Linked DNA regions of Homo sapiens: region 1 is linked to region 2. A link is a loop called in an ENCODE intact Hi-C map of the cell type or tissue named here. Cell type or tissue: PC-3. All regions are shown on one strand. Links, peaks and the distances in the headings refer to the core of each region. The heading gives the core; the rest is flanking DNA.

The links. Hi-C counts contacts between places; a loop is a spot of excess contacts. Peaks named below come from ENCODE experiments on the same cell type or tissue, not always from the same donor. Only the 100,000 strongest peaks of a DNase experiment are listed, where the experiment ranks them.
Region 1: it touches region 2 in a loop (12-fold over the local background); 1 of 110 quality-filtered maps calls a loop at or near these places.

What each region holds. Positions count from the first base shown.
Region 1 is chr4:142,509,612-142,525,523 of GRCh38, reverse strand. All of the region lies in intron 2 of INPP4B (inositol polyphosphate-4-phosphatase type II B), which reads left to right. Among named protein-coding and RNA genes, the nearest start is that of INPP4B, 330 kb to the left of the region's middle. In PC-3, for the core only: a CTCF peak has its summit at 5,991; a DNase peak (open chromatin) is centred at 8,523; H3K27ac peaks cover 1,071 bases.
Region 2 is chr4:142,607,049-142,622,960 of GRCh38, reverse strand. All of the region lies in intron 2 of INPP4B (inositol polyphosphate-4-phosphatase type II B), which reads left to right. The region is part of intron 2 of LOC101927613 (a long non-coding RNA gene); the gene reads right to left. Among named protein-coding and RNA genes, the nearest start is that of INPP4B, 230 kb to the left of the region's middle. In PC-3, for the core only: no CTCF peak of the experiment used is centred there; DNase peaks (open chromatin) are centred at 7,450 and 8,120; H3K4me3 peaks cover 2,048 bases; H3K27ac peaks cover 3,790 bases.

The DNA.
Region 1 (15,912 bases), core at 5,658-10,657, 98 kb after region 2:
TACCATGCTGTTTTGCTTACTATAGCCTTGTAGTATAGTTTGAAGTCAGGTAGTGTGATGCCTCCAGCTTTGTTCTTTTGGCTTAGAATTGACTTGGCAATGTGGGCTCTTTTTTGGTTCCATATGAACTTTAAAGTAGTTTTTTCCAATTCTGTGAAGAAAGGCATTGGTAGCTTGATGGGGATGGCATTGAATCTGTAAATTACCTTGGGCAGTATGGCCATTTTCACGATATTGATTCTTCCTACCCATGAGCATGGAATGTTCTTCCATTTCTTTCTATCCTCTTTTATTTCAGTGAGCAGTGGTTTGTAGTTCTCCTTGAAGAGGTCCTTCACATCCCTTGTAAGTTGGATTCCTAGGTATTTTATTCTCTTTGAAGCAATTGTGAATGGGAGTTCACTCATGATTTGGCTCTCTGTTTGTCTGTTATTGGTGTATAAGAATGCTTGTGATTTTTGCACATTGATTTTGTATCCTGAGACTTTGCTGAAGTTGCTTATCAGCTTAAGGAGATTTTGGGCTGAGACAATGGGGTTTTCTAGATATACAATCATGTCGTCTGCAAACAGGGAGAATTTGACTTCCTCTTTTCCAAATTGAATGCCCTTTATTTCCTTCTCCTGCCTGATTGCCCTGGCCAGAACTTCCAACACTATGTTGAATAGGAGTGGTGAGAGAGGGCATCCCTGTCTTGTGCCAGTTTTCAAAGGGAATGCTTCCAGTTTTTGCCCATTCAGTATGATATTGGCTGTGGGTTTGTCATAGATAGCTCTTATTATTTTGAAATACGTCCCGTCAATACCTAATTTATTGAGAGTTTTTAGCATGAAGTGTTGTTGAATTTTGTCAAAGGCCTTTTCTGCATCTATTGAGATAATCATGTGGTTTTTGTCTTTGGCTCTGTTTATATGCTGGATTACATTTATTGATTTGCGTATATTGGACCAGCCTTGCATCCCAGGGCTAATATCCAGAATCTACAATGAACTCAAACAAATTTACAAGAAAAAAACAAACAACCCCATCAAAAAGTGGGCAAAGGACATGAACAGACACTTCTCAAAAGAAGACATTTATGCAGCCAAAAAACACATGAAAAAATGCTCATCATCACTGGCCATCAGAGAAATGCAAATCAAAACCACAGTGAGATACCATCTCACACCAGTTAGAATGGCAATCATTAAAAAATCAGGAAACAACAGGTGCTGGAGAGGATGTGGAGAAATAGGAACACTTTTACACTGTTGGTGGGACTGTAAACTAGTTCAACCATTGTGGAAGTCGGTGCGGCGATTCCTCAGGATCTAGAACTAGAAATACCATTTGACCCAGCCATCCCATTACTGGGTATATACCCAAAGGACTATAAATCATGCTGCTATAAAGACACATGCACACATATGTTTATTGCGGCACTATTCACAATAGCAAAGACTTGGAACCATCCCAAATGTCCAACAATGATAGACTGGATTAAGAAAATGTGGCACATATACACCATGGAATACTATGCAGCCATAAAAAATGATGAGTTCATGTCCTTTGTAGGGACATGGATGAAATTGGAAATCATCATTCTCAGTAAACTATCGCAAGAACAAAAAACCAAACACCGCATATTCTCACTCATAGGTGGGAATTGAACAATGAGATCACATGGACTCAGGAAGGGGAACATCACACTCTGGGGACTGTTGTGGGGTGGGGGGAGGGGGGAGGGATAGCATTGGGAGATATACCTAATGCTAGATGACGAGTTAGTGGGTGCAGCGCACCAGCGTGGCACATGTATACATATGTAACTAACCTGCACAATGTGCACATGTACCCTAAAACTTAAAGTATAATAATAAAAGAAAAAATAATACATACTTTTATTGAAAAAAGAAAAGCTAAAAGCAGGAGGAGAGCAATGCAGGAGGGACATTGTGGGAAGAGTGGAGACTGATTAAGGGTTACAACCCTGGCCTTGCTTTGCCAAGTAGGTGGATTGCAAGGAGAATTTGAAAGCTGAGAAATTATTCTGAGATTGGGAAGCTTTTCAGCAAAATAAAACCTATAACTGAAAGCAAGTAAAGGCATCAGAAAAGAAGAATTTCAGCCCTTTGCATGACAAGTGTACATCTTCAGTTCTGATAATCCTCTTACATCATGTTCACCTTGTGTCTCAGCATCACCTCCCACTCATCATACTCCAAACATGCTCCATCACATTCTCAAACCTGAGTATGCATTCGAATTATCTGGGGGCTAGTTAAAACATGAATTGTTGGTCCACACGTCAGAGTCAGAGTTTCTGATTTAGTAGGTCTGGGGTTTGTATTTGCGTTTGTAATAAATTTTCAGTAATTGTTGTTGCTGTTCATGCTGGAACAACTTTGAGAACCTCTGTCCTAAACTACTACCTTCAATTTTTGTTATATCTTGTCCTCCAAACCACAGCTTGGAATCAACTCTAATTCTCATCTTTCTAGTCAAGCGATGCTCCAGTTTACCTTTGCTTTCCTTGGAATTCCATCTTTTCTTTTCAAACTCACAGCTACTAATCAGACATGACTGCTACTAGCAACAAGAAATCACATGATTTCAATACCACTATTTTGAACACCCTTTACATGCAAGTTACTGTGGTAGCCACTTTAAAATATAGTAGCTTGTTAAATAATACTATTAGATAAGTTGTATTAGCTTCATTTATAGGTGAAGAAATTCATTTGTAGTAAGATTAATTCACTTGTAATGGGTATTACAGAAAGGATATAAATGAAGGTCAGTCTGACATGAAAACCCATGTTCTTATTGTGTCCAACCTATATTCAGATGCCACCTGAGGCCACCACTTCTTTCAGGCAGCCCTTCTTGTATGATTAAGCAGGTGATATAGTAAACCGTCTCCCTTCTCTCATCTACTAATGATATCCCCTTTATTATACAGACTTGGCATATGATGATATAGCATTGGAACTCAGTACCAAAGGGATAGATTAACCAAGAAATATCACTGGAAAGGCCAGGAGTGGTGTTGATTACCTGTAGTCCCAGCTGCCCAGGAGGTTGATGCATGAGGATGTCTTGAGGCCAATTCAAAGCTGCAGTGCTCTGTGATCATGCCTGTGAATAACCACTTCACTCCAGCCTGGGCAACATAGGGAAATCTCATGTCTCGGGGTGGGGGGCGGGGGCGGGAAAGAAGGAAAGAAATGTTCCTGGGACAAGTAAATGTCTACATGACACAATAGTAGATGGAATAAAATTCTCAATTTGAAAAATAAAACTGAAAATTTTAGAAGAAAACATAAGATACTGAAATACAAACTTTAAAAATTGATAAACATAAAAACCTTTAAAAATGCAACAAAAGAAATGGTAAATAAAATCAAAGGTAAATCATAAAGAAAAAAAGTTGGCAATATTGTCATTGTTTTACATATATGCATATTGAATCCAGTAGAGGAGAAATAACTTGCCCAAAGCACACAGCCAGTCAAGTGACAGGGCAAGATTCTAATCCACTGTTGTGATACAGATATTAGGATGAAGAATGTTTTAGTTAATTCACCACTCTGTGCTTTTAAATTATTTCTCAATACCAAACAAATTAACTTGTATTTTGTGGACTCTATTTATACAAATACAATTTCTCAGTTAAAGCAGATGAACTAATTCTATATGCATTATCATAGATATACCACATAAATGTAAATATTGAATAAGACTAGTAAGACTAGTTAATTCACAATGTGTACAAAATGATATTTTTTAAGTTTAAAACACAGAAATCTTATGTATTATTTGTAAATACAAATATATGAATCGAAAGTATAAAATCATGGACAAGAAGAATACATACCAATTTCAGACTACTGGTAATCTCTGAAGAAGGAAGAAGGAAACAAAAGGGGTCAGGATGGCCTTAATTGTATAAGTGATGTTTCATTATTATGTAGCTTTAAAAATCTGAACCAAATATGGCAAAGTGCTAATGCCTGTTAGATTAATGTGGCCAGTACTTGTTGTAGTTTTTTCTCTTCACTTTTCAGGATTTTTGAAATTTTTTATGGCTAAAAATAGAAAATTTAACAAAGGTTTTTCATGGGTTGAAATAAATTTTGGATATTCTTGGTTAAAACACAAGAATTTTCTTTGCTGCAAAACTTTTCCATCATTAATATGCTAATGGAAATATGAATTGCCAAGAGGATAATGTGCTATGAAATATTTCCCAATCTTATTTTACCATGGAATCCTTTTATTTTTGTCTTAATGAAACATCTATTAACAACTCATGGATATTTTGGGAAATGCTGTTATACATCACAGCACTTAATTTTCCCTAATTGTTTCATGTAATTTAACTTAATTTTCCTGATTATATTTTTCATCTCTTTGATACCGAGACCAAAGTCTTATTCCCTTTTAGGTAGACATATAATGGATATAAAAGTAATACTTTGATGGGTTTGTTTGATTTTTCTGAGAAATTATTGTGTAGGTCATCATACTTAATGTAGGTTTGGGGTCAAGGGAGAGAAGTAATAAAAATTGCCCTTGCACACAGTTTTATATGGCACTAAAAAGCAAATCTAAGGAACACAAAGATCATAAGGTCAATGGTATTTATTTTCAAACAAATGGAATATATTTATGCCAAAACTTTGCCAGACCTGTTTCTGTAGACATCTGTCCTTCATTTATTCATTCATTTATTTCAACAAATATTTTCAAATAATCTGAGGAGAAATTATACTTTAATAATATATGGGTAGTAGATAAAATTCAGTGCATCAGATTTCTCAGAATTATATCATCAATAATTTCTCAGAGTAAAATAACTTAACCCTTTTAAAACTATATTAAGTGTAAGTCCAATTTACCATTGTATTTAAATAATTGATTCATTTAAATATTTTTGAATGCTATACACATCTTAAATTCATTGGTTAGCAAGGGTACAATTTTAATACAATAATAAATAAAGTAAATAGAATTGACTAAGCAAAAATTTATTGACTTGAAATTTTATTTCTTACGTATTGCCACACATATAAGGCTCCCTTAGCCAAGTTAATGTCAGAAGCAAACACCTCTCATCCCTACTCCTTCAATAATTTATAAATGTATTAATATGGGTATTAAATGAAAATATCAAATTTTTAAAGTTATGTGTAAAGATCTAGTACCTATGATGAATAGCTAACCCTTGTCTATCTTAATGTTTCAGAAGAGCAGTTTGTGATTCTCATTTCCTAATGATTACCTTTTATACCATTTTGTATTTGGTAAAATTATGCTGCTATTTGTTGAAGGATAAAACATTTAAATCTCATTTTTTATAAATTTTATTTTGCTGTAATTCATGCCGCTCTAAAAGCTGTTTCATGGACTTATACAAAAGAAAACATCTGTGCTTTGCAGAAATATAATTTGTATAGAGTTGAAATCTTATTGTAATATAATTTAATACCTTTAATATTGTTTAGGTTAATTTAGAACCCAGATTTTCATAGAAGAAATTTACATCAATACTAATAAAATAATCTGTGTTTTCAAACCATTATTGTATTGGAAACTAATACTGAAAACAGTTTTTAATCAATTCTATTACAGAGATTATTCAGGTATCCAAAAGTTTTCAAAGATATGATCTTTCATCTGCTTTGTCGTTTTAGTCTTGGAAATATAGTGATATAAAGAGTAAATGTTTATCTTCTCAAATTTTATCATATTTTAACATTGATCTGAAATGTTAATGATAAATTAATTTTATGTAAGACAAAGGACAGATGGAATGAATAATAGATTATGTGCTTTGAGTGCTTCTGGTAATGTTAGTACTTTAGCATTTTTATATAATGTGATCATGACTCACAGTGAAGTTACAGTTAATAATTGTGTAAAAATTTTCTGCTGCTGAAGGAATTCATATTTGCTTTAAACTGTCCTGCTACAGCTTATCAGTATTTCAGGCAGATGTCCCTCTTAACTGTGTAACTCATTTATCTCACTGCCAGCTGAAATAGTATGAAACAACTCAATTCTGCCAGTTAGCAGAAGTCAATGACAAGACATTAACTCAATGCTTATAACCACCTGGGTAATAAAATTATATCAGCAGTAGTCTGCTTATGCTACTGTAAGAAAATGGAATGATGTATTGTGCTACAAATTAATTAGCATATATATATTAATGAAGATTAAACATGTGATATTTAATTTTGTGAATAATTTCTTGTATGAGGAAATTTTACAGATGGGCCTCATTATGTATGCAGGTATAGCAATGGACACAAATAACTTAGAGTTTTAATTCCTTAAAAGTGTGTGATTATCAAAGTGTACACGCCCACCTATTGCTCCTGGATATTTTCCTGTGCTCCTATACGGAGGACTTGCTTGAAAGATGGTTGTGTGTATGTTAGGGGGTGGCAGAAAGGATATATACACATACGACATAAACCTTGTATAGAGTAAAAACTTAGAATGAAGAATGTCTTAATTATCTATTGCTTTGTACCAAGTGGCCTCAAACCTTTGTGGCTTATAACAATGAACATTTATTATCTCACACAGACTCTGGGGATCCAGAATTCAGGAGTGGCTTGGCTGAGTGATTCTAGCTTGGCAGCTCTCATAGGGTTACAGTGGAGTTGTCAGCTGGGGTTCCAGTCATCTGAAGGCTTGACCGGAGCAAGAAGGTCTGCTACCAAGCTTGCTTAATTATGTGATGGGCAGTTGACGCTGGCTCTCAGTTTCTCATCATGTGGGCCATTCCACTGAGCTACTTGAGTGTCTTTTTTACATTGCAACAGGCTCTCCTAGAGTGAATGATATGAGAGAGTAAGGTAGAAGCAACAGTGAGTTTTATAAACTAACCTTGGAAGTCATACACTCTCATTTCTGCATATCATATTGGGTATGCAGGTTAGCTCTGATCAGTGTTGGGGAGAGTTATGTGAGTGTGTGTGTAACAGAATGTGACAATCATTAGAGGAAGTCACCTTAGAGATTGGCTACCACTGGTGGGGAGGGAAAGACATAGCATGTATATAATTTTAAAGAACTGCTGTATCTTAATTATAATTCAGGGTAATGAAAATATCAATCACTAAAAATAATTTGACTGATTTCTGCTAGGTGAAGTGTCACATGCTTTTTTATATTAATGTTTGTGCTTATAAGTCACTTGTTCATGCCAATAACTGTCAATCAGGTTATGTGGATAGAACTGTCATTTTATACTGGGAAAACTCTGGTGTCACACATCAAGATGGTGCCAGAGTTATAATTAGAGGAATGATATTTAGGGTTTCTGACTTTTAATCTTTGGTCATTGCATCCTACTAGCCCAGGAGTGCCCCCAAGAGATTATTTAAATGCTAATTGCTGAAATAGATCAATATATTATGGATTCATTTCCAGCCATTGCTCTATGAAATTGTAATTCAGGAAGATGTCAACTTATTGTATCTATTCTGCTGGTACATGTTATGTGCTCCTACATTTTAAGACCTTTGTGACACATTGTGATAATGAAACAATAAGATTTATTAGTAAAGACAGTGAGTAATTTACCTCTACATACATTTCACTATAAATATCAAGATATGGTAAAAGGAAATACATCCATCAATACCAGACCTGCTGAATTTTAGCTATGAATCTGTACTTTCAATATAGAAACCAGAAGTGGAGGTGTGAAGAGCTATTAGCACTATTAAGGTATATTAGGGGAGAGGGAGGGATTGATGGCCATGTTTTTTAAAAATTGTGGCTCAGGGTATTGTTCTTACATCTCTTTCAATGGAAATAGACTCCATTCTCATCACTAGGTGGGCTGCTAAAGTAAATGGCAAGAGCAACTTAAGACGTTTTGAAGAGGAGATGTTAAGGTCAGTTTAGAAGCTCACTTTCTTTGTTTAAGGCTAAGACATATTCATAAGATGCACTGTTTCTGATGAATGGCTAATTTGATTGAAGGGAGTGCAAGGATGCACCTGGTATCTCTTTGCTCCATAGGATTACATTTCCTGGATGTATTTTACTACCCAGTTCCGGGAAGCCAACTGTCTAGTATTGTCAGCTGCGTAACATTAGATATTTTTGTATTTAATTAGGCTAAGTGTCTGATTTACAACACCTGAACCAAGGCTTCAGCATGGTCATTCAACTCAAAGAGACCAACACCCAACATGAATAACTCTGTTACTGCCCTGCTGCTTGACACTCATGGTGCTTTAATAGACCCAATGACTATTATTAGAATAAAAATACTGTTCTACTTGCAAACCTCAATTACTGGAAAAAAATTTGAAGAATAATTTTCACATATGCTTGTTGTGGGAGCAAGGAACTCCTTTTTGACTGCTGTAGAATTTATTTCCTGGGCCTGGTATGCAGAGGGTGGAAGGTGGGAATTGTGAAGGTTATGCTGCATTTTTTTTTGTCTAGTCATATGCAAACTAGATCAAGAAATTAATGCTTTGCCCAGATTCTTGGAATGGTGAGTAGGGAAAAGTTTAATAAAACAAGTATTTACAAAGATGTGGTTAGAGTTTAGGGAAAATAATAGACCGTGGTGCAATGCCTCTGTGAGTGTAACAGTAGCGAGCTGTTGCTATCTCTGGGTGATTAGGGGCAGAGGAAGGGAGAAGTACTAGAGTCCAGGGTGGACTGTGTCATTTGACAGGAGCTGTAGCTTTCAACAGAGGGATGCAGCCAACCAGTAGTAACCTGACTGGGGGAAAAAAAAAAACAAAACAGGAAAATGAATGCCCTGACCTCACTGTCCTTTCACCTCTAACTGATTCTGTCCACACAGGCTCCAGGGCACAGAGCAATGTGTGGATCCAAAGGGACAAAAGGAAGATACCAAGGACAAAAGCATACTTAAAATTGGCAGGATTAATATCTAAATGTCTTTGTTTGCCTTATTTCACTGAAACTAAACATTGTGTGTTGATCTCTGGAGCTGGATTGTCTGGGTTTGAATTCTAGCTCCAACACTGACTTTGGGCTGGTGACTTACTCTCTCTGTCCCACAACTGTGAAAGAAGATGATTATGGGGCTAAGCTGACAGGGTTGGAGTAATGAATAAATGAACCTATGTGTATAAATACTTGAACTAATGCCTGGCCCATAGTAAGCATTATACCTCTTTACTGTTATTATTAAATCCCGTATCCTGTAGTTGTTTGCTCCTGTTTAAGACAAATAATGTACATTGAATTAAGTTGGATTTCTGTTCATAGTGACTATTTTTCAGTATTCCTTTGGTATTGGGCTATATCCTGGGATTAAATATCCAGTTTGCAGTAATAGAATTGAGATCCTCAGAGTCCTCACTTTCAGCAAAAAAAGAGATCTTTTGCTGAAAACCTTCCCCTGAATATCTTCATGACAACCAAGAAATCTGGTGAATTTCTTTTCTGGAAAAGTTGACTGACTGGATTGCCCCTTTGAGAATTAAATTTTTGGATGGAAAAATTTAGTCAACTGCTCCTGCTTTCTCCAATAAATGAATCCCTTCAGGAGCAGCATTTTAAATGTGTTTATTGCACATAATGGTAGAAAAAACAAAAATGAATCTTTGACTTAGAACAATGCCTTTTCATGGGATTTATTGTCTAATTAAGCAATTTCCAATAAAACAAGCATTTAAATTTTTTCAAGAACAAACATCCATAATAATATTAAAAAGTAGAATGAGAAAATCACACTATAGTTTAGAAGGCCTGCATTCACATCACTGGCTCTGTGGTTTTCAGACTTTGGTTTTAGCCATGGAACCCTTTGAACATCATATCCTTACACATATGAATTATATGAAAGAAGGAGCCTTCTGGCTCAAGCCCACCTGATGAGCCCTGTTTCCCACTGCTCTGAGTTAACTCCAATGGCCGGGGGCTAGGTTGCTGAGGAGGACAGTGTGAAGGCTACCTTATGAGTCTCTGAATTCCCTTACACCCTTGGGTGCAGGACTTAGTCACCCCCTTGTCTTTTGGAGTCCTTTTTCAAGTGCAGAGTTCTGGACTTCAAGACAGTCTTCTCTGAAAATATTTGTGTTAGTGTGAAAAAAAAGGCATTTAATGAGGGCTTTAAGAACAGAAGGAAACACCAGAGAGAATTTAAATAAGACGATCAGCATTTCGTTTTCATGACCCACCATGATTGCATTGGAAACTTGACAAGAAGTCTGTGACCAAGAGTTAGTGGGTTTCAGGAGTTCAGGCTCCCCACATCCCATGTTAAACAATTCATCTGAGTGAAAGTTGACGAATAGCCCTTCTTAGATGACCACACACAGTCTTCCAGGCAAGAGTTTCAGGAGGCCATTCAAAGAGTAATTTGGCATAACTAAATTAAACCTTGTTTTTGCTACTACTAAGATCTTTATATACATACAATATTTAAAACAATCTCAAGGCCAGGCATGGTGGCTCATGCCTGTAATCCCAGCACTTTGGGAGGCTGAGGCATGCAGATTTCCTGAGGTCAGGAGTTTAAGACCAGCCTGGCCAACGTGGTGAAATCCCATCTCTACTAAAAACACAAAAATTAGCCAGGCATGGTGGTGGGTGCCTGTAGTCCCAGCTACTCAGGAGGCTGAGGCAGAAGAATCACTTGAACTTGGGAGGCAAAGGTTGAGGTGAGCCAGGATCGCGCCACTGCATTCCAGCCTGGGTGACAGAGTGAGACTTCGTCTCAAAAAAAAAAAAAAAAAAAAAGAAATCATGGTGTGTGCAGGGGATGGCAGTGTATACCTCTCTTTCTCACTCTTACTATTAATTTATTGGAAGCTTGTTTTTGTCAGGCTCTAAGCTGAGTTCTCTACATCATCTTTTATAAAACTAATAATATTATTATTGTGATAAGAAAATTGAAGCTGACCTAAGTAGCTTCAGTAAGATCTTACCATTAGCATCCATTCATAGCCCATGCTCTTAACTACAGCGCTAAATGCATTATACAAACTTGACAAACTTCAGCTCTACAAATTATCACAAAAAATAATAACAGCAATATAAATTTGAAATGTCAAGGATCATAGTAAATTTATGGTAAACATTTATGGCAGAAAACAAAAGACAACACAGATTTTATTCAGGATTATATGTTTCTACACCTTTGGTTGGAAGTTTAGGGAGGAATTTGGTCATAGCAGTTCTCATTGTGATTGGTGAATGATGTAACAAAGGCATTGGCTTCTAAGTGGCTTTCAAAGAAAGGATAAATTAAAGTCGAGATGGACCTGAGGAAGACCACATGAGGGCTGATGGGGAAGAGGCATTTGAAGGTTTGCTTATTCTTTTCCTGTACCTTCATGAAGATGTCTGTTTCAGGCAATTAGGAATTTTCAGGAAGGTAGCATTATTCCACTTTTCCCACATTTGCATATGCTTGAGAGTTTCATATGGCTGATTTCTACTTACCACTCCATTCTCATATCAAACATTGCCTACTTGGAGATGGACATTTGGCAAGCACTTCCCCCTTTCTCCTCTCTAGCCAGCCCCTCTCAAGATGTTGGAATCTCATGACTATTTTTCTTTCTCCAAAACAGGAATCACTATCTGAAATTACCTGGTTGATTTTTTTAAATTGTCTGTTTCTACAAAATAGAATATAAAATCCACAAAGCAGGCATCTTGTTGCTGTGGCCTAAGTGCTTGTGCTCCCCTAGAATTCATATGTTTAAATCCTAATCCCCAATGTGATGGTATTAGGCGTTGGGGGCCTTTGGAAGGTAATTTAATCATGAAGGCAAAGCCCTCCTGGATCGGATTAGTGCCCTTTTATAAAAGAGACCCCCAGGCCAGGTGCAGTGGCTCATGCCTGTAATCCCAGCACTTGGGAGGCCGAGGCAAGTGGATCACCTGAGGTCAGGAGTTCTAGACTAGCCTGGCCAACATGGTGAAACCCTGTCTCTACCAAAAATACAAAAACTAGCTGGGAATGGTGGCAGGCGCCTGTAATCCCAGCTACTCAGGAGGCTGAGCCAGGAGAATCACTTGAACCCAGGAGGTGGAGGTTGCAGTGAGCCGAGACTGTGCCATCACACTCCAGCCTGGGGGACAAGAGGGAGAGTTCGTCTCAAAAAAAAAAAGAGAGAGACCCCAGAGAGCGGCCTTGCCCCTCCTACCATGTGAGGACACAGCCACAGTTTACCAGACACCAAATCTCCTGGCACTTTGATTATGTACTTCCCAGCTTTCCCCCTAACACACCCCAGAACTGTGAGAAGTAAATTTGTTTTTTCATAAGCCACCCAGTATATGGTATTCTGGTAAAGCAGCCTGAATGGGCTAAGACACTTGTCTTTGTTTCTTTCAGTGTCCGCAGAATCTAGAATAGTGTCCAGTACATAGAAGGCAGTGCATACATATTTGCTCATTAAATTAATATTCTGAAGCTCTTGAAGTGCCCTGTCATATTATGAATTTCAGCCACATACCATTTTAAATGAAGTTTATAAAGAGTTCTTAATGACATTTTAAGATTCTTAATATATGATGTGAAAAAATTAAAAAGCTATATGTCAAATTTTTAATTCAGCATGATTTTGTGTACATATTTGATAGAGAAAAGCTTAGAGTAATATCAAAAAATATAGTTACCGTGGTGGTGGGTTTTGGGTAATTTTCTCTTGTGCTTTTACTACAGTATAATGAGCACAAATTACTTTTACAAGGAAAATGTAAAATAATCAGGAACTAAAAAAAGTTTGAAATAGATCAACAATTTTCCAATGCCACAGTTTTTGCTTTCAGATACCTTTTTGAGTTGCACATTAGAGGCTCTGCTTAGGTAGTTGTGACAATTACAATAATGGTATGATGATGATGATGACGACGACTAAAGTGAGACATAATAAAAGACAGCAAAGAAAGGAACAGAAAATTTTGGGGAGGTGGGGATATAAGAATCGTCTGCTACATTTTTTTCCTCATAAACTTGCCCAAGCTCAAGTAGTAATGTTTACATTATCAGTCTTTTCTTGGTCTTTTAGAAGATGGGATATAGAAAAAGGTATAGAAAAATCAACCAAGACAATCTGAAAATGTTATATTATTTGGACAAATGGTGATTCACTTGGAACTTGATGTATTACTAATGTTTTAGTAATATCGGGTTTATAGTGAGTATGTAGATGAGATCATAATCTTTGACCTGACTTACAAAATCAGCTAGCTGGACTGTAAGTTGATGAGGGTAGGAACTGTGATTTTTTCAGTTACAACTGTATCCTCAGGGTCTAGCATGGTGCTGTATACCTAAAAGGTACTTAGCTATTTTTTAATGAGTAATAAACTGGTCATGGGATTTTATTTCAAGATATGAAGACTGAAGTTATTTTCCTGCTGTATTACGATATTCTTATACTAAATTTTATACTACTATCCTGCTTTTGAGTAACTAAGATTGAGCAATGACTGATTTCTTTATTTCACCTAGAGTCAATTGAATTGGGTTAGCAAAGTTTACCTTCATATTTTAGTGTCTTATAAATGGCTATGGCAGATCAAATTGCCCCAACTTAGATATATAAATGTATCAAACAAATCTCAAAGTTTTGCTGGAGTATTGCAAGAAAAGTACAAAAATTTAAAAATCAATTTTAGAAGTAACTTTAAAGCTCATCTTAAATGTTATATTAAGGGTGTAGAGGAAATTGTTTTATTGTAGCCATCAGTTATGAAAATATATGCAAATATTCTTTTAACTCTATCCTATAGTGGTAATTGTTATGAAGACTTCTATTTTTTAAAGCATTGGTTCTCAAAATGGTTGCATATTGGAATCACGTGAGAGAGCAATAAACAATACTAACGCCTGAGTCCCAGCCTAAGTATTCTGATTTAGTTGATCTGGGGGGCAGTCTGGGGATTGGAGTGTTTCAAAGCTCCATAGGTGATTCTAATGCCCGACCAAAGGTAAGAACCACTGATTTAAACTCTTAACACACTATCTACTTATACTATAGTATTGTTTTCCAAAAAAATACTTACTTTTGTTAGCTCACGACCTGTAATGTGTTCTGATTTACAGGGAGTGTCCTTCCAAACAATGTCTACAGAGGATTTCTAGATGATAAAAAATTTCTCTTTTAGATAGAATGACAAGCAGATTATTTGCCTTCCTGTTAGGATTACTGTCAAGGGTAATTCTGTAGCTTCTGTAGCTATGCTGCTCTTTATAATAATTTTTTTTTAGTTCTTCTTAGCATTATGTCCTGATCTGTACCTCACTGAAGTTACACCTAATGTCCTCCTTTTCAAAAGTACATTAGGGAGGACTGGCACATTAGAGATTTTATTCTTTGACTTGAAATTTTAGAATAAAATTGAAAAAAATGAATGTATGAGAAAGTTAAAATAGGAATAGTATATTGAACAAACCAAAATGTGCCCTGTGGAGCTCATAAAGAGAAAAAGAAATTTGAAAATTTTAATACAACTCTGCTTTATAGAGGAATAAAAAATGAGGTGAAACATCCTTCATTTCCCAGGAATTCAGAAACTTAAGTCACATTCAATTTGGAACTGACAAGTCTATCTGAAGAAACAATTAGTTTAGAAAATTTGGAAGTAAAAAATCCATTGTATTTGATCTTTAGGTTTATTTTAGTTTGGTGATTTAAAAACATTCTTTGCCTATTGTTTTAAAAATTAATTGTTGAGTGAAAACTAATGGGATTTCATAATTTTACTTCTCATACACTAATGCATTTTAAAGTTTCAACTATAGTTCTTGAGGAAACTCAGGTAATCTTGAACACACTGAAAATAAGGAGTAAGACAAATACAAGTAATAGAAGCTCTAAATGTGGGACAAATAAAAACATAAGGCATGATATTTAAGGTCTATTACTCAATACGTAGGTGATGAAAATGCAATAGAACTCTACATTACATAATAAGCCAAATTAATTTGCATCTGAGCTACCTACAAATATTTTGAGCCAGCTTATCCTGATACAGGTTTTCAAGCTATGTGCAAAAGAGGCGTTTAATTATTTTATTGTGTATTTGCCAAATAAAATGAGATCAATGTGCCACAAGTGAATTAAATTTATGTTTGTTCTTTATTATTGCTATAATAACTTCTTTTTTAGTAAATGAAAATGAAATCAGGTAACCTGCTAAAGTTTTCTTGCCAGCTACTGAAAGAGCATCTGCAAATTTAGTAATTCCTCTAGGGAGAGTATAGGCTAACTGAAGAGCTATTCCTTTGTCAGTGATATATGATAGCTGGTGGCATTCTGTGTTGGATTAATCAGTTATTATTGTGTAAGTAAATGAACTGATATGAACCTCTAAAGCAGATAATGGCAAAGTGGCAGTTAATTATTCTATATAGAAAAATTAAACATCTAATTAGATTCTTACTAGGAAATACCTTCATGTTGATTATGAATCCAAAGTGACTCAGCATGTCTACAAACTGGATTATCTGGATCTAAAGTTATCATAAAAATAATGGTGTTGGAAGAGATAGTTTGCTCTCAAAATATTAAATGATAGGCCTAGACTTAATTAGATGCCATTTATTTCCTCATTATTTATTAAGTAGTAAATTCTTAGGTTTCCCATTTTCGCCTCTTAATGTTGCTTTGTATGATCATATATTGAGTGCTTACTGTAAGTCAGATACTGGGTTAAGCAGTGAGCATGCATCATATTATTGAATCTTTACAAACATGCTAAGAGGCAGGGGCCATGATTCCTCCTTTATACTCATGAGAAAACTGAGCCTGAGAGTTAAATAACTGGTCCATGGTTTTAGGCCTTACATTTAAGTCTTTAATCCATCATATTTAAGTCTTTAATCCATCTTTAGTTAACTTTTGTATAAGGTGTAAGGAAGGGGATCAGTTTCAGTTTTCTGCATATGGCTAGCCAGTTTTC
Region 2 (15,912 bases), core at 4,696-9,695:
CCATTGGCTTAACACACAATTTTTTAATTGATTGAGGTGAAGGTTGCACAGTGCTATGAATATATTTTGTATGCTTTAAATGGGTGAATCTTACAATATGTGAATTACATCTCAATAACGCTGTTCCAAAAAATTTCTGTAGTACAGGACTCAAAATGTGTTTTACAGCAGAAATCTTTTTTAACAATAACAAAATAAGGGTCTAAGATGTAGCTGAGGTTTTAGAGTAAACTCTATTTTCTATAGAGACCATGATTGGTTGTGCCAATCAACCAAGTTCCTTCTCTTGGATCACCATTGATCCTCATTAATTGTCTTTGAGTTTTCTCTTTCTCCCCTTGCCTGTCATCTTGTTTTGGTCCAAGGAATTTCCCGCATGATATTTTTTTCTCCTTCTCCACTCAGGCGGTCTCATTGTCTCTTCTTGCATTAAGGCTATTCATTTAGAAGGACTGAAGTGCAAAAAGTTTTATTTGCTCTTCATTGTATACCCCAACTCTTTTATCTGCCCAATTCCCTATTGCTTTAACCATTACAAGCAAGTATGACATGCACACTGAGATGTTGGGAGCACCTGGGCATCTTGGTACAGGACCCTGGAGAGAGGTTAAGGGATGGGGACTTTTTTTTTTTAATGGAAGCTTTTACTGTTGATTCACATCGGCATTATAAAGAAACCCCTGACTTTATCAAAGGGAAAATGTGATGAAAAGTATCAGTGTTAGCAATATGGTTTTATTTACATCATTAAAGTTTGTAGCCCGGGCCCACATTGAGCTTTTTGGGAGTCCAGTGAGATTAGTTTGCCATAAAATTGCAAAGCTGCAGTTACAGCAGCAACCATTAATTCAGCATCTATCCTGTGCCAGGTCATTTATACATGAAGAAATAATGATGAAGCTGTTTAAGCACATGGACTTTAGAACCAGAATGTTTGGGTCCAGATCTCAATTTTCAATTTACTTACTGTATAACCTTCATTAAGTTACTTAATCTTCTGTCTTAGTTTTTCTACCTGTAAAAGTAGGCTATTAACAACACTTGCCTGTAGATTTTTTTCTTCAGACAAGTAAGTTATACTACTTAAAGCATTGAGAATAATCATGTGCAACGTGCAAACACTAAATGTTAAATATTATTGTTTATATACATAATTATATTTTATTACATAATATTTTTATACATAATATTTTTATAAGGTATGTGTGATATTTTATTATGTACATAGAATATGTGATTACATCATATTTAATCCACATCATTATTCAGCAAGGTAGGAAGGATTTTTCTATTTGTGAGAAAACTGATTTAGAGATGTTAAAAAATAAATGCTTGTCAAATCTCTCAGAGTGAGAAGAGAGTGAAGTTGCAATTTAAATCCCACTGAGTAACTCTTACAATCATGTCCTTTCCACTCTGCTATGGTCTGAATTTATCTCTTATATTAGTATTAAATACAGATGATTGACATCCAAAAATATTTCTTTTCCTCCTGAATCTGGGCTAGATATAATTGACACCCATCTAAAGCAATTTCAAGTGCACGGGGACTGTATAAGTGGTGTGTGGTTGTAATCATCATCTATTTTACCATGAGCTATTTAGGACTGGCCTAAACAGATATAATTTTCTAAATCTTTTAGTAGATCTACATCACTTACCTCTCTACTGCTAAGTTTCTCACAAACAGTATTCTATTTTTTTGCAGATTTGGTCAATAATAAGAAGAAGGATTTACACTCCATTCTTAGTTCTTTATTTTATGTTTATATTTGGTGGTAGAAAATTTGCATAATAAAGTAGCAGACCACGCAATAATCAGAATCAGTGAATAATAGACAAAGGGGCTAAAATGTCCTGCATTTTATTATTGGTTTCCTACTGGATATAACTAAGACATTATAGTATGAAAATCCAGATACACTAGATTTAAAAAAAAAGCTCCTTCAATAGCATTTAAGGTTTTTTTGATATTTTAATTTACTTTTTTGATTTATAGTTCTATGAATGTTAACACATGTATAGACTTGTATAACCACCAACACAATCAGAATACAGTGCAATTCCATCATCTAAAAAACTCCCCGAATGGTTATGTTTTAAGTGAGTCTTTGAAAAAAATTAAATGGTTAAAGTCAGAAACACAAGGAATAATCTGAAAATAATGAAACAATTAAAAACTTGAACAAAATCTGAAAACTTGAATTTTTCTTTTGACTCTGCTGCTAAATAGTTGTAAAATTCTATGGGCATTCTTAACTTTTTTTTATTTTTAATACTCATATCTTTATTTTTTTAACTCTTATTTCAGTTTAATGCATACATGTGCAAGTAGGTTCTGCAGATAAATTGCATGTCATGCGGGTTTGTTGTACATACTATTTCATCATCCAGTTAATAAGCATAGTACCTGATAGGTAGTTTATCGATCCTCACTCTCCTCCCCCACTCCATCCTCAAGTGGGCACGAGTGTCTATTATTTCCTTCTTTGTGTGTGTGTGTACTCAAAGTATAGGTCCCATTTATAAGTGAGAGCATGCAGTATTTGGTTTTCTGTTCCTGCATTAATTCACTTAGGATAATGGCTTCCAGCTCCATCTATGTTGCTGCAAAAGACATAATCTCGCTCTTTTCTACAGCTGTGTAATATTCCATGGTGTATATGTACCACATTTTCTTTATCCAGTCCACAGTTGATGGGCATTTAGGTTGATTCCATGTATTTGTGCTTGTGATTAGTGTGGTAATGAACATATGTGTGCATGTGTTTTTATGGTAGAGCTACTTACGTTTCTTTAGGTATATACCCATTGTTGGAATTGTTGGGCCGAATGGTAGTTCTGTTTTAATTTCTTTAAGAAATCTCCACGATGCTTTCCACATCCCCAGCAGCAATGTATGAGAGTTATCTTTTCTCTGCAGCTAGCATCTGTTATTTTTTGACTCGTAAAACCCAGTTTCTTCATCTTTAAAAAACGAGGTTAGGTTAAATTAGTCCTACTACTCTTACTTGGTTTTAAATTTTAGGACTATGATTCTGTGTTAAATCATGTGAGCTCAAACATTTCAGAAAGTATCCTTACTTTGTGGCAAAATAAACGTATCTCTCTTCCTTTCCTTTCTTATCCACTCCTGAGATATAATCTCTAATCTCATATTCATTTCTCCTTTTGGGGGGTATTCCTGTGGTAATAACACTTAACATGAGATCTGCCCTCTTAACACATTTCTAAGCGGATAATACAGTATTAACTGTGGGCACAATGTTATACAGAAGATCTCTAGAACTTAATAACCTTGCATAACTGAAACCTTACTCCTATTGGATAGCAATTCCCTATTTCCCTTTCCCTCTTATCCCCTGGCAACAACCATTCTACTCTCTGGTTCTGTGTGTTTGAACCTTTTATATAACTCCCTGACTCTTTTATATAACTCCTTTAAGTAGTATTATCCAGCATTTATTCTTCTGTGACTGGCTTATTTCACATAGCATAATGTCTTCAAGGTTTATCCATGTTGTTGCCTATGGCAGGATTGCCTTTTATTTTAAAGGCTGAATCATATTCCATTGTATGTATATACCATATTTTCTTTGTCCCTTCATCTGTCAGTAGACATGTAGGTTGTTTCCACATCTTGGCTATTGTGAATCATGCTCAGTGAGCATGGGAGTGGAAATATGTCTTTGAGATCCTGATTTCAATTCCTTTGGATAAATATCCAGTATCAGGATTACTGGATTATATAGTATTTCTATTTTTAATTTTTTTTTTTAGGAATCTCCATACTGTTTTCTACAGCAGCTGCACTGTTTTACATTCTCAGGATGGCACAAATAATCAGTTTCTTCACATCTATGCCAATACTTCTTATTTCGTCTTTTTCGATAAAAACCATCTTAAGAGGTGTAAGGTGACATCTCAATGTGGTGTTGATTTGCGTTTACCTGGTGATGAGTGATGTTGGGCAGCATTTCATATATCTGTTGGCCTTTCATATGTGGTCTTTGGAGAAATGTATATTCAAGTCATTTGCATATTTTTATTTGGCTGTTATTTATTTATTTATTTATTTATTTATTTTGCCATTGAGTTGAAGGATCTATTTTAGATAGTAATCCCTTATTAGATATAGTATTTGCAAAAAATTTTCTCCATTCCACAGATTGTCTTTTCATTTTGTTGATTGTTTACTCTGCAGAAGCTTTTTAGTTTGGTATAGTCCCATTTGCCTAGTTTTGCATTCATTGCCTATGCTTTGGTGTCATATGCAAGAAATCATTGTCAAGACCAATGTTATGAAGATTTTCCTCTATTTTTTATGAGTATTACATAGTTTGGGCTTATTTTTAAGTGTTTAATCCATTTTGAGATTTTTGTGTGTATGTGTATAGTGGAAGAAAAGGGTCCAGTTTTATTTTTTGCATGTGGGTATCTAGTTTCCCCAGTGCTGTTTGTTGAAGAGACAATTTGCCTTCCCTTTGGCATATCCTTGACACCTTTATCAAAAATCAGTTGATCATACATGCGTGAGCTTATTTCAGGAGTTCTCCATTCTGTTCCATTGGTCCATATGTCTTTCATTATGCCAGCAGCATACTGTTTTAATTAGAATAGCTTTGTATTATATTTTGAAACCAGGAAGCGTGATTTCTCCTGCTTTGTTCTTCTTACAGTTGTTTTGGCTATTCAAGGTCTTTTGTAGTTCCATATAAGTTTTAGGGATTTTTTTTTTCTATTTCAGTAGACAGTACCATTGATATTTTGATAGGTATTGCATTGAATCTGTAAATCAGTTTGAGTAATATGGACATTTTGACAATATTAAGTCTTTCAATATTCATTTCTTAATGTTCCCCATTGGATATATTACTATAGCACATGAAGTATATAAAATCTAACTTTCTTTAATTCCCTTTAAAAAGGATGATTTGAATTACCATTCCATCATTGTAATGACATTTAGCCATAATGCTTCTTAAGTATGATATTTTTATTGATAAATTATAATAATTTGGACTAGCTCATTTCAACAAAAGGAGACAAAACCTGAAGAGTGACAAGTGACTTGAGAATCTCCAACTTTTATGCTGTTATCTCTATTGCATTGCCTGGAAATTGTGTTAATTCAATCCAGCTTGGCAAGGTGAGAGATGCTAAGCGTATCCTCTAAACAGGGTTTTCTATAGGATTTATATTGTAACTATTTTTTAGCAGATGACTTAATCAGGGATATTCTCCCTTTTCATCTGTGCTGTTTTCTCTGAACTCCAGGAGTCATGTGCTTGGGAAGCAGACAGACAGTGCCTAGGATAATGCCAGCTCGTTGTTTATTGCTCACGGGCTAACCTTTATGAAATTAATGGCAGCGCCTTCTCTCTTTATGTTACCCAAACTCATGTCCCTTCCACTCTAGGTGTGAAGATTGTGCTAGAGGTGTCTCTCCAGCCGTGAGCTTTTGCCTCTGGTGCTGTCCTGGTCTTGCTGAAGGGAGGGGAGATTATATTCTGAGCAGCAAGCAATGGTTGCTGCCCTTGAGCATTTTGCCTCCAGCTGTCATCCCTGTGACCTAAGGGAAGGTGGGTGCAGATCAGCTATGCATGTGTGTGAGTTGGAGCGAATGTATGTCAGCTATGTTCATCTTTCCACAGCCAGGGAATGGATGAGATCTGCCTTTTTTGTGTGTCAATTTGTCAATAGAAATAGTGCGGCTGTAGGCACAGAGTATTCTGGTAGGCTAGAAACTCCTGATATTCCAGGAAAGCCACTGAATAGAATAAATGATAATGGGTTAGGAGTGTGAGGGTTCTCAGTTTATGCATGTTTGAGCAAATAGAGGGTTTATTTTTTAAATTTTTATTCTATTTTTTTAGATCTTAGAGGTAAAAGTATAGTTTTCTTACAAGGATAGATTGTGTAGCTGTGAAGTTCGGGCTTTTAGTGTGCCCATCACCCAAATACTGCACAATGTACCCAATAGGTAGTATTTAATTCCTCATACCCTTCCTACCCTCCCCACCTTTAGGAGTCTCCAGTGTCTATTATTCCACTCTGGCTGCTCATATATACCTGCTCTTTAGCTCCCACTTACAAGTAAGAACGTGTGGTTTTTGGCTCTCTGTTTCTGAGTCATTTCACTTAGGATAATGGCTCCCAGTTTTATCCATGTTGCTGTAAAAGACAAGATTTCATTCTTTTTTATGGCTGAGTAGTATCCCATGGTGTATATATAGCATATTTTAAATTCAGTCATCCATCAATGGACACTTAGGTTGATTCCATGACTGCTATTATGAATAATGCTGCACGTGAAAAGATGCTCAACATCTTCAGCTTTCAAGGAAATATAAATTAAAACTAAAATAAGACAAAAATGTATGGTCACCAGAATGGCTAAAATTTAGAAGTGTTGGGGTACAAAAATAATTCCCCAAAATATGGCTCTTTAACATGCTAAGCACCTTAAAAATTGAGAGGTCTCAGAACATGCTAAGCGCCTTAAAAATTGAGAGGTCTCAGAAATAAGCTTCAGAACTACTGGCTTTCTCCGACCTTGTCTTGCCTCCCTCTCTCTGATCCTCTTTACAGAAGCACTGGGAGATATCTCTCTGAAGTTTCTTTATCTAAGAAAGCTTATTTCCAAAAGAAATGTGTTATGTTTTAAGACTCCCTCTCTAGGAATCTCATCAAATAACTGGGAAAGATAAACTACCAAAGAAGAGAAGAAACTGGGAGTCATCACCACACTGAGATAGACATTTCATCCATTCCGAGGGCAGCACCAAGAGATTTCATTGGGTGAGGGTTGGGGGGCTTTATCTGCATAAAAATGTCAATCTTTGTTTTTATGTAGTTCTGCCCCTCACCTTGTCCATCTAGCTTCCAAATAGAATCATTTATAAAATAATATCTAACACCTGAGTCCATACATCTCTCCCATATAAAGAGATTATTTAAGCCTCAAACATATGGCCCCTCTTTAAGTCTCATATTTTGTATATGACTTCTGTGTTTAGGCACATTATGAATTTGTATGCCTTTTTTTCTCCTATTAATATGGCTTTTGTCAGTTTATTTTCTGTGAACCTTCAGTGGGCAGAGAGGAAGCATTCTCTCAACCCCTACGAAAAAGTTAAACTGTCAAGTTGTAAACTAAAAATAAAATCTTAAGTCCCCCACTGACTGAAGACACACTTTCTTGGCCAAGGGGACCTCAGAAAAACCTTAAAAACTGAATTCCCAGCCATGATGGGAAGGGAGGTCAGACGTACCTTGTTATACCCTTTCCCTTTTGGAGTTTAGGCACAACTGACTCGCATTAATAAAAAATTAATAAAAATAGAGATCATGAGACTAACTAGGTGGACTCTTCGTGACAGTAAGATACTGAATCACAAATAGGACCTAAGGCCATGCCAGACAAGGGCTAACTCACACATCCCTACAGGTCACTCTGACCTAGTTTATTGGTTAACAGACTTCCTTATCTTAACTTAAAACATTCCTTTCTGCTGACTCCAAATTTGTAGACAAAGCTTTACTCCTTTAACCAGTTGCAAATTAAGGAATCTCTTAATCCACCTATAACCTGTAGATATCTATCTTTTTGGATCAAATCAACATATAACTTCCATGTATTGATTTATTACTTTGCCTGTAACTCCTTCCTTTCTAAAATGTATAAAACCTCCTCCCTTTCTAAAATGTATAAAACCAAAGTGCAGTCTAACTTCTGCAGATGCACTTTCTCAGGAACTCTTCAGATTGTGTTCCTCGGTACATAGTCAGTCATACTGACTCAGAACTAACCTTTTAAAATAAAAATAAATAAACAAATAAAAAATGAATAGTGCTGCGATAAACTTACAAGTTCAGGTTTCTTTCTGATATAATGATTTCTTTTCCTTTGAGTGGATACTCAGTAGTGAAATTTCTGAATCAAAGGGTAGTTCTATTTTTAGTTCTTTAGAAATCTCCATACTGTCTTCCATAGAGGTTGTACTAATTTAGATTTCCACCAATAGTCTATAAGCATTCCTTTTTCTCTGCATCCTCACCAACATCTGTTGTTTTTTGACTTTTTAGTAATAGTCATTCTGACTAGGGTAAGATGGTATCTCATTGTGGTTTTAATTTTCATTACTCTTAAGATTACTCATATTGAGCATTTTTCCCATATGTTTATAGGTTACTTGTATGTTTTCTTTTGAAAAAATGTCTGTTCATGTCCTTTGTCTACTTTTTAATGTGGTTGTTTCTTTTTTGTTGAGCTGTTTGAGTTCCTTTGGTTCTGGATATTAGCCCTCTGTCAGAAGTATTGTTTTCAAATATTTTCACTAATCCTGTAGGTTGCCTGTTTACTCTGTTGATTATTTATTTTGTTATGCAGAAGCTATTCAGTTTAATTAAGTCCTACTTCTATATTTTTGTTTTTTGTTGCATTTCCTTTTGAGGACTTAGTCATAAATTCTTTGCCTAGGTCAATGTCCAGAGGAGTTTTTCCTAGGTTTTCTTCCAGGAGTTTTATAGTTTCAAGTCTTACATTTAGGTTTTTAATCTATCTTTAGTTATTTTTATATACTGAGAGATAGGAGCTCACTTTCATTCTTCTGTATATGATTATCAAATTTTCCCAGCATCATTTATTGAACAGTGTGTTCTTTCCCTAGAGTATATTTTTGACAACTTGCTTGTAGGTATGTAGCTTTATTTTGGGTTTGTTTGTTTGTTTGTTTTGAGACAGAGTCTTGCTCTGTCACCCATGTTGGCTGGAGTGCAGTGGCCTTCGCCTACTGCAAACTCCACCTCCCAGCCTCAAGTGATTCTCCTGCCTCAGCCTCCTGTGGGTTCTTTGTTCTGTTCCATTGATCTGTGCATCTATTTTTATACCAGCACTATGCTGTTTCAGTTACTATTAAGAACTTATCTTGATATTTATTTGCTACCCGTTCCTATAACCATCACCACTGTGTTTAAGTATAGGTTTGTATTAACTAAGAATCTTAGTATAACATGGTGGGATGCAGTGGAAGTTTGGCTCTTAATACAACAAACCCTTTCTATTTGTGAATTTGGCCTTGGAGGACTTACCATTTGCAAATAACCTTGAAGATCATGATATCTGATTTTTTACAATTTAAGGTATGTGAGTAATATGCACCATGAGGCTGATGTGTAGGACTAAGTTATTAAATGACAAGTGAAGCTAGCCAAGCACCCAGCATCTAAATATTAATCTTTTTTACATTCTCCATTTGTTATTGTATAGCTTTTTGTTAAATGATTTAAACATTTCTCTTTGTAATGTGATGGAAGGATATATTCACAGAACATGAGATTCTGGACAGAAATTATGTCTATGAAAAGTCAAGGGTCTTTACAAAGATATATGTGTTGTGAATTTTAGATTTCCCAAGGATCTGTAGCCATAGCTACACACTGAGAGTCTACTGCAGTATAATCAGTGTATGTATGATGGTAACTCATGAAATTCTATTGATTTCCAGATATAGATGACCTTGGCAGGAGCATGTAACAGTCTTTTAGTTTTGTAATCTCCAAACTATTTTATTGTATATCCTGTGAAAAATAAAGAGCATGCATTTGTTATCTTCATATTAATATATACCTTATAAAATGTACTACTCACAAATCTATATGTATCAGTTTCGCTTATGTTCAGCTGCATATTGCAGAAATAGTATTTAAAACAAATAGTAGTGTATTAAACTAGATGGAATTGTATCTCTTTTCCATGTGAAATCTGTAGATTGACAGTTAAAGACTGGTAGGTCTCTGATCATCAGGGAGAAAAGCTCTCTCTTTATTGAATGTCTGTTCTCAACATGGGTCTGCTCCCTCGTGGTACAAAGCAGCAGCCGGATCTCTAGCCATTACATTCACATTCTAATTAGCAGGAAGAAAGAAAGGAGAAAAAAGGCCATGCTTCCCTTTGAGGAAGTTTTCTATATGGCACTTACATTATTTCTGATTGCATATAGGGGCCAAAACTTAGCTAGAAATAGGTCCAGGAAATAATAACTTTTCGTTCTAAGTGACAACATATTGAGCTAACAGTCAGGGTTCTGTTACTAAGTGAGAAGAGTGCTACAGACTGAATGCTTCTTTTCCACCAATTTCATAGGGTGTTAAATCCTAACACCCATGGTGATATTTGGACATGGGGCCTTTAGGAGATGATTAGGTCATGAGGGTGGAGCCTTCACAAATGAGATTAGTGCCCTCATAAAAAAGGCCCCAGGGAGTTTTCTTTCCCTTTCCTCCATGTGAGGCTATATTGGTCGGTGCAAAAATAATTGCAGTTTTGCCATTACTTTTAAAAATGGCAAAAACTGCAATTCTTTTTACACTAACCTAATCTCAGGATTTCTGTAAACCAGGAATTGGGCCCTTACCAAACGCCAAATATGTTGGTACCTTGAACTTGGACTTCTTGGCCTTCATAACAGTGAGAAATACATTTCTGTTGTTTTTAAACTACTTAGTCTATGGCATGTTTGTTTTAATAGCCAAGAAGGACTAAGACATAAAGAATGGATATTGCAGTAGGCAAATAGCAGTCTCTACACACTATGTGTTAAATAATTGCGAGGCCTAATTACTTTCTTAGTTATTCTATAAAAACTAAATATAAGCAAGAGTCTTAATATTTTCTTTCTGCATACAAATGAATCATCTCATTTACCAAAGTATGGATCACTCACTTCAGAGGCAGAAGCAGCAGGGAGAGTGAGCTTCCTTTGCCAACTCCTTGGCTATTCCTAGAGAGCTGCAACCAGCAAACACTCCTCTCCTTCCTCTATTTTTTTCTCCTGAAGGTTGTTAATTGGGTGGAAGAGGGGTGATCACCATACCTGCATGTGCAAATAGGGTATGCAAACCTATTGAGGTCCAAAAAAATAATGCATGTAAACCTGTGTATGCTATACAGTGAGCTACAGAAACCTGTCCTTAAAGAGGGAACTTCCAGGCCAGATGCAGTGGCTCACGCCTATAATCCCAGCACTTTGGGAGGCTGAGGCTGGTGGATCACCTGAGGTCAGGAGTTCGAGACCAGCCTGACCAATATGGTGAAACCCCATCTCTACTAAAATTACAAAAATTAGCCAGGCATGGTGGCGTGCACCTGTAATCCCAGCTGCTTGGGAGGCTGAGGCAGGAGAATCGCTTGAACCTCAGAGGCAGAGCTTGCAGTGAGCCGAGATCACACCACCACACTCCAGCCTGGGTGACACAGCCAGACTCCAGCCTGGGTGACACAGCCAGACTCCATCTCAAAAAAAAAAAAAAAAAAAAAAAAGAAAAAAGAAAAAACAGAACTTCCAGAAGGAAAATTAAGTGTTTGAAAAGCCAATTTATTTTTTGCACACAAATAATTTTTTTTTTTACAAACGAAAAAATAAAAGATATATGTATTTTAATGTTAGGCCAGATAAAAGTGTTTAATTCATAGTTATGAGTATGTTATATACTTACCATTACTTACTTTTCCTTGAAGCTAACAAAACAAAACAAACAAACATGAAATATTACAGATGCTTATAAATACCAGCATATATTCTGGTATGGTTCGTGTCTGTGTCCTTGCCCAGATCTCACATCGAATTGTAACACCCAGTGTTGGAGGCGGAACCTGGCTGGAGGTGATTGGATTATGGGTGTAGATTTCTCATGAATGGTTTAGCACCATCCCTTGGTGCTGTTCTCCTGAGAGTAAGTCAGTTCTTGCAAGACATGATTGTTTAAAAGTGTTTAGCACCTCTCCTCTTTCTCTCTTGCTCCTCCTCCTGCCATGTAAGACGTGCCATGCCTGCTTCCCCTTTGCCTTTTGCCATGATTGAAAGTTTCCTGAGGCCTCCCTGGAAGCCAGGTGGATACCAGCATCATTCTTTCTGTATATCCTGCAGAACTGTGAGCAAACTAAATCTCTTTTCTTTATAAATTACTCAGTCTCAGGTATGTTTTTGTAGCAGTGCAAGAATGGACTAATACATATTTTGTGGTGGTCCAAGAAAGCTTTTGAACTAAGGTTTCAGCATCAAAATCCTAGTAGATTTAAAAATTGGTGAACCTGAATCTTATTTTTTTAAAAAATGATGCTTCCATTGGCATGCAACTTTTCAGTTTGTAATGTGTGGGTGTGTGTGTACACATACATATATATATTTCTCAGTTAATTTTCAAAAATATTCTCAGGGTAATAAGTTTAAGATCAATATAGAATCAAATAATTTCAAAGTTGGTGATCACGTGTTCTAAACTTTTGAGGTCCATAAAAATAATGCAGTTTTTCTAATACCACACAACTAATTAGGAGTATAGCTATAAACATAGATATAGGGAACACTCTGTCTAAATTTTTTTAATTTACAAATATGAAAAGCATATGCTGTTAAAATAAATGTCATTTTATTCTGAGTCTTATTTATTTATCCTCTTAATTTTTATTAAATATACAATCTTAACAGTGTTGGTTATATTAAAATTACACCATCTAATGCAGTAGTCACTACCCTCAGATGGCTATTTGAGGTTAAATTAATATATTATTCTGTTCTCACACTGCTAATAAAGACATAGCCAAGACTGAGTAATTTATAAAGGAAAGAGGTTTAATGGATTCACAGTTCTACATGGCTGGGAGGCCTCACAATCATTGTGGAAGGCAAAGGATAAGCAAAGGCACGTCTTACATGGTGGCAGGCAAGAGGGCTTGTGCAGAACTCCCATTAATAAAACCATTAGATCTCGTGAGACTTATTTACTACCATGAGAACAGTATGGAGGAAACTGCCCCCCTGATTCAATTATCTCCACCTGGCCCCACCCTTGACACATGGGGACTGTTGCAATTCAAGGTGAGATTTGGGTGGGGACACAGCCAAGCCATATCAATTGACTAACATAAAAAAATCTATATCCTCAATCCCATTAGCTAAATTTCAAGTGCTCAGTAGCCAGATATGGGTAGTGGCTACCATATCCACCAGTGCAAATTATACATATCCATCATCTAGAAAGTGCTATGTTAGAAGGCTATTCTATTCACTACTTCTTAGGAAATTATAATTACATTCTGTTTCAGCTGGTGCCTGGGAGTGTTATGAACAGTGAGCAAGCAAACTAGCAGTATCAAAAGGGCTGAGAAAACAGTTGACTCTTCAAGAAACAGTTTTCCTATTCAAGAGAAAATGAGTATGTGTGAAATTAGAATAATAAGTGCAACTAAGCAGATAAGTGGTTTTTAGGAAGTCAGCATCATGGATATTTATAGATGGTATCTTAGATAAGCTTTTTTTGGAGAAACATTTTGAATCATAATTTTTATCAGTGATAAAGCCTTTTGGAGACAATATTAGAAGTATTCATTTCAGGGACCTATCAGTAAAGTTTTAAAGACTTTGAATTGATATGATATCCACCAATGTGAGGCTAACATGGTAATCTTTTGAGAAAAGGGGAAAGGGAAGTATCCCAGAGAAACAGGAGAGATAACTTTTTTTTTTCTTTTAGGATAAAAACTCACATTTACTTATGTGCACAGAATCACATACTTAAAACCTCTGTTCTTTTTGAGCTGAAACATTCAAATTGATTTTGGCTGATGAATTAAATGAGCCTCTCAGCAATTAGTAGGCAACCTCAGCATGCTCTGATCCTTCCATATGCAGCCTTTTGGTCTTAGTGTTAATTACAATAAACATAAATAAGTATTTATGTTTAAATATAAATAAATATTTATATTTAATAATATTTTCCATTACTGGAAAATTATTCGGAGCTGTAAGCAGGGAATCTAACTGAAGAGAGAAACCTCAGAAAACAATAAGAGAACAAAATTATTAGGAAATATGGATTCAAAGAAAGGAAATATCATTATAGAGTAAGAAGAAAAAGGCACTTCATGTAGCGAGACTGAACTTCCTTTGAAGCATAATAAGAGTTTGAGATGGGAAAAAGGAAGGGAGGCTCCTCTAAATCGAGGATGAGCAGTCCTGAAGATTCAAATATACACATAATATGACAAGAGTGGAGATTGGGGAACAGACACTGAGGAAGCATGATGGGAACAGAAAGTGTGTGTTTGAAGTTAGTATAGCAGCACTGGCTAGAAAGGTGAGATACAGTGAAGACAGAGAGGATCTTGAAAGTAACAGTTAATGGCTGTGCATGCAGTTGTCAAAGGCAGCAGACTCTGTTGAGATTTTGGTTGGAGAGGGACTCAACGAAACTGGTCTTTCCAGATGATAAGTCTTGGAGGGTGTTGTACAGAGTAGGTCAGAGGGAGAGCAAGTGGAGACCAAAGGGTACTTCTGTAACCTAGGAAGTCCACAAATATTTAATGAGCACCTACTATCTTCCAAGTATTGTTCTAGGCATTCTAGGCATTGGCAATACAGTAGAGAATATGACAGAGATGGATTTCAAGTGCAATGGGTGGAAGATTATAGGGTATTAAGAAAGAAAAATGTAGTTAGAAGCTATAGAAAACTCATAAATCCTGCATATTCCAGAATGTTGGTGTCAAGAAAAGATATTTTTTAGGCCATTGACATTATCATGTTTGTTTTTAATACATTTTCTTCCAACTCACTATAATGCCAAAGGTGTGGTATTTTCATGAAGGTGAGAGAGTAATTGCCTTTATTATTGACTTTTGTCCTATGCAAAAGAGTCAATAAAGGAAAGAAGTCCTGGTAATTCTGCCAGAAAACTCCAAAAGGAAACCTCTGCCTTCATTTTTAGGAAATCATTAACTAATGGCAGGTGCAGCAGTCACTCTACTGTTTATAATTAGAAGACAATAGGCCCTTGATGATTCATTCATTTATTTAAAACAAAAAACCAAACAACTTCTTTAATGCTTGTGCTCTGAAAATATAGCAGTAAATATGTCAGATAATGGAAAATCTTTGGGGTGGCAGAGTGCCTGCGAAGCATAGAACAAGGTTGGATGCAGATGTCCTGGGAAGGTTTCATGGTGTCTTTGTCCATAGAGGAAGCTATTGCCATTTGCCCCATAGAACAGGAATATAACCATTCATGTTGAGAAACTGATTTATTGAGGAATTAAGGGTAATAGTGGAAAGGTCTTGTCTTTTCTTCATCCCTAGCAGGCTTTATGACTTCAACTCTCTTGATCCTGGAAGCTATAAGTGTTCTTCTTTTTTAAAAAAGTATATTGTCTGTCTTAATTTGTATATCTTCTCTATAATTGCCCTGTAAAACAAGGCTAATGTGAATGTGCAAAATAAAATTGAAAGTACTATAAATCTGTACACAGAGCATTAATATATTATTAATTTTAAACTTGTTTTGTACATAGACATCTGGAAAAAATAGTGTTATATTTTTATTTTGGATCAGCTGGACAGACCAGCATCCAAATCCAATATATATTCTCTAGAGACCAAGAGGTTTGGATGCAGACTAATAACGATGGTATCAAGCTTTATGTCAGCCAGGACTAGAGCACTTAAGCAACATGTAAAGCTACATATACATATAAATAGGTGGCAATTTCTAGATGCCTCTTATTAACTTACCTAACTAGAGGATGTTCAGAGTGTATAGTAATGAAAAAGCTACTGCTATAGCCTTTAATAGAGTAATTCATTTAAACATTTGCATATATTTGACTACTTTTATATGTAAATAAAATCTTATCTGCTTTCCATATAGTACCACAACATTCAACAAAAAGGGAATGATTAATTTAATTATTGAATATCTACATGATAGATTTTACACAGCATTAAAGTTTGTCTTTCTATTTTTTGTTGAAAGATATGAGGATATATTTATGCAAAAAATGTTGAGCAAACAAATTTGGATATAGTATTATATTTTCATTATAATACCATATATGTAAAATAGAAAACAGTATTA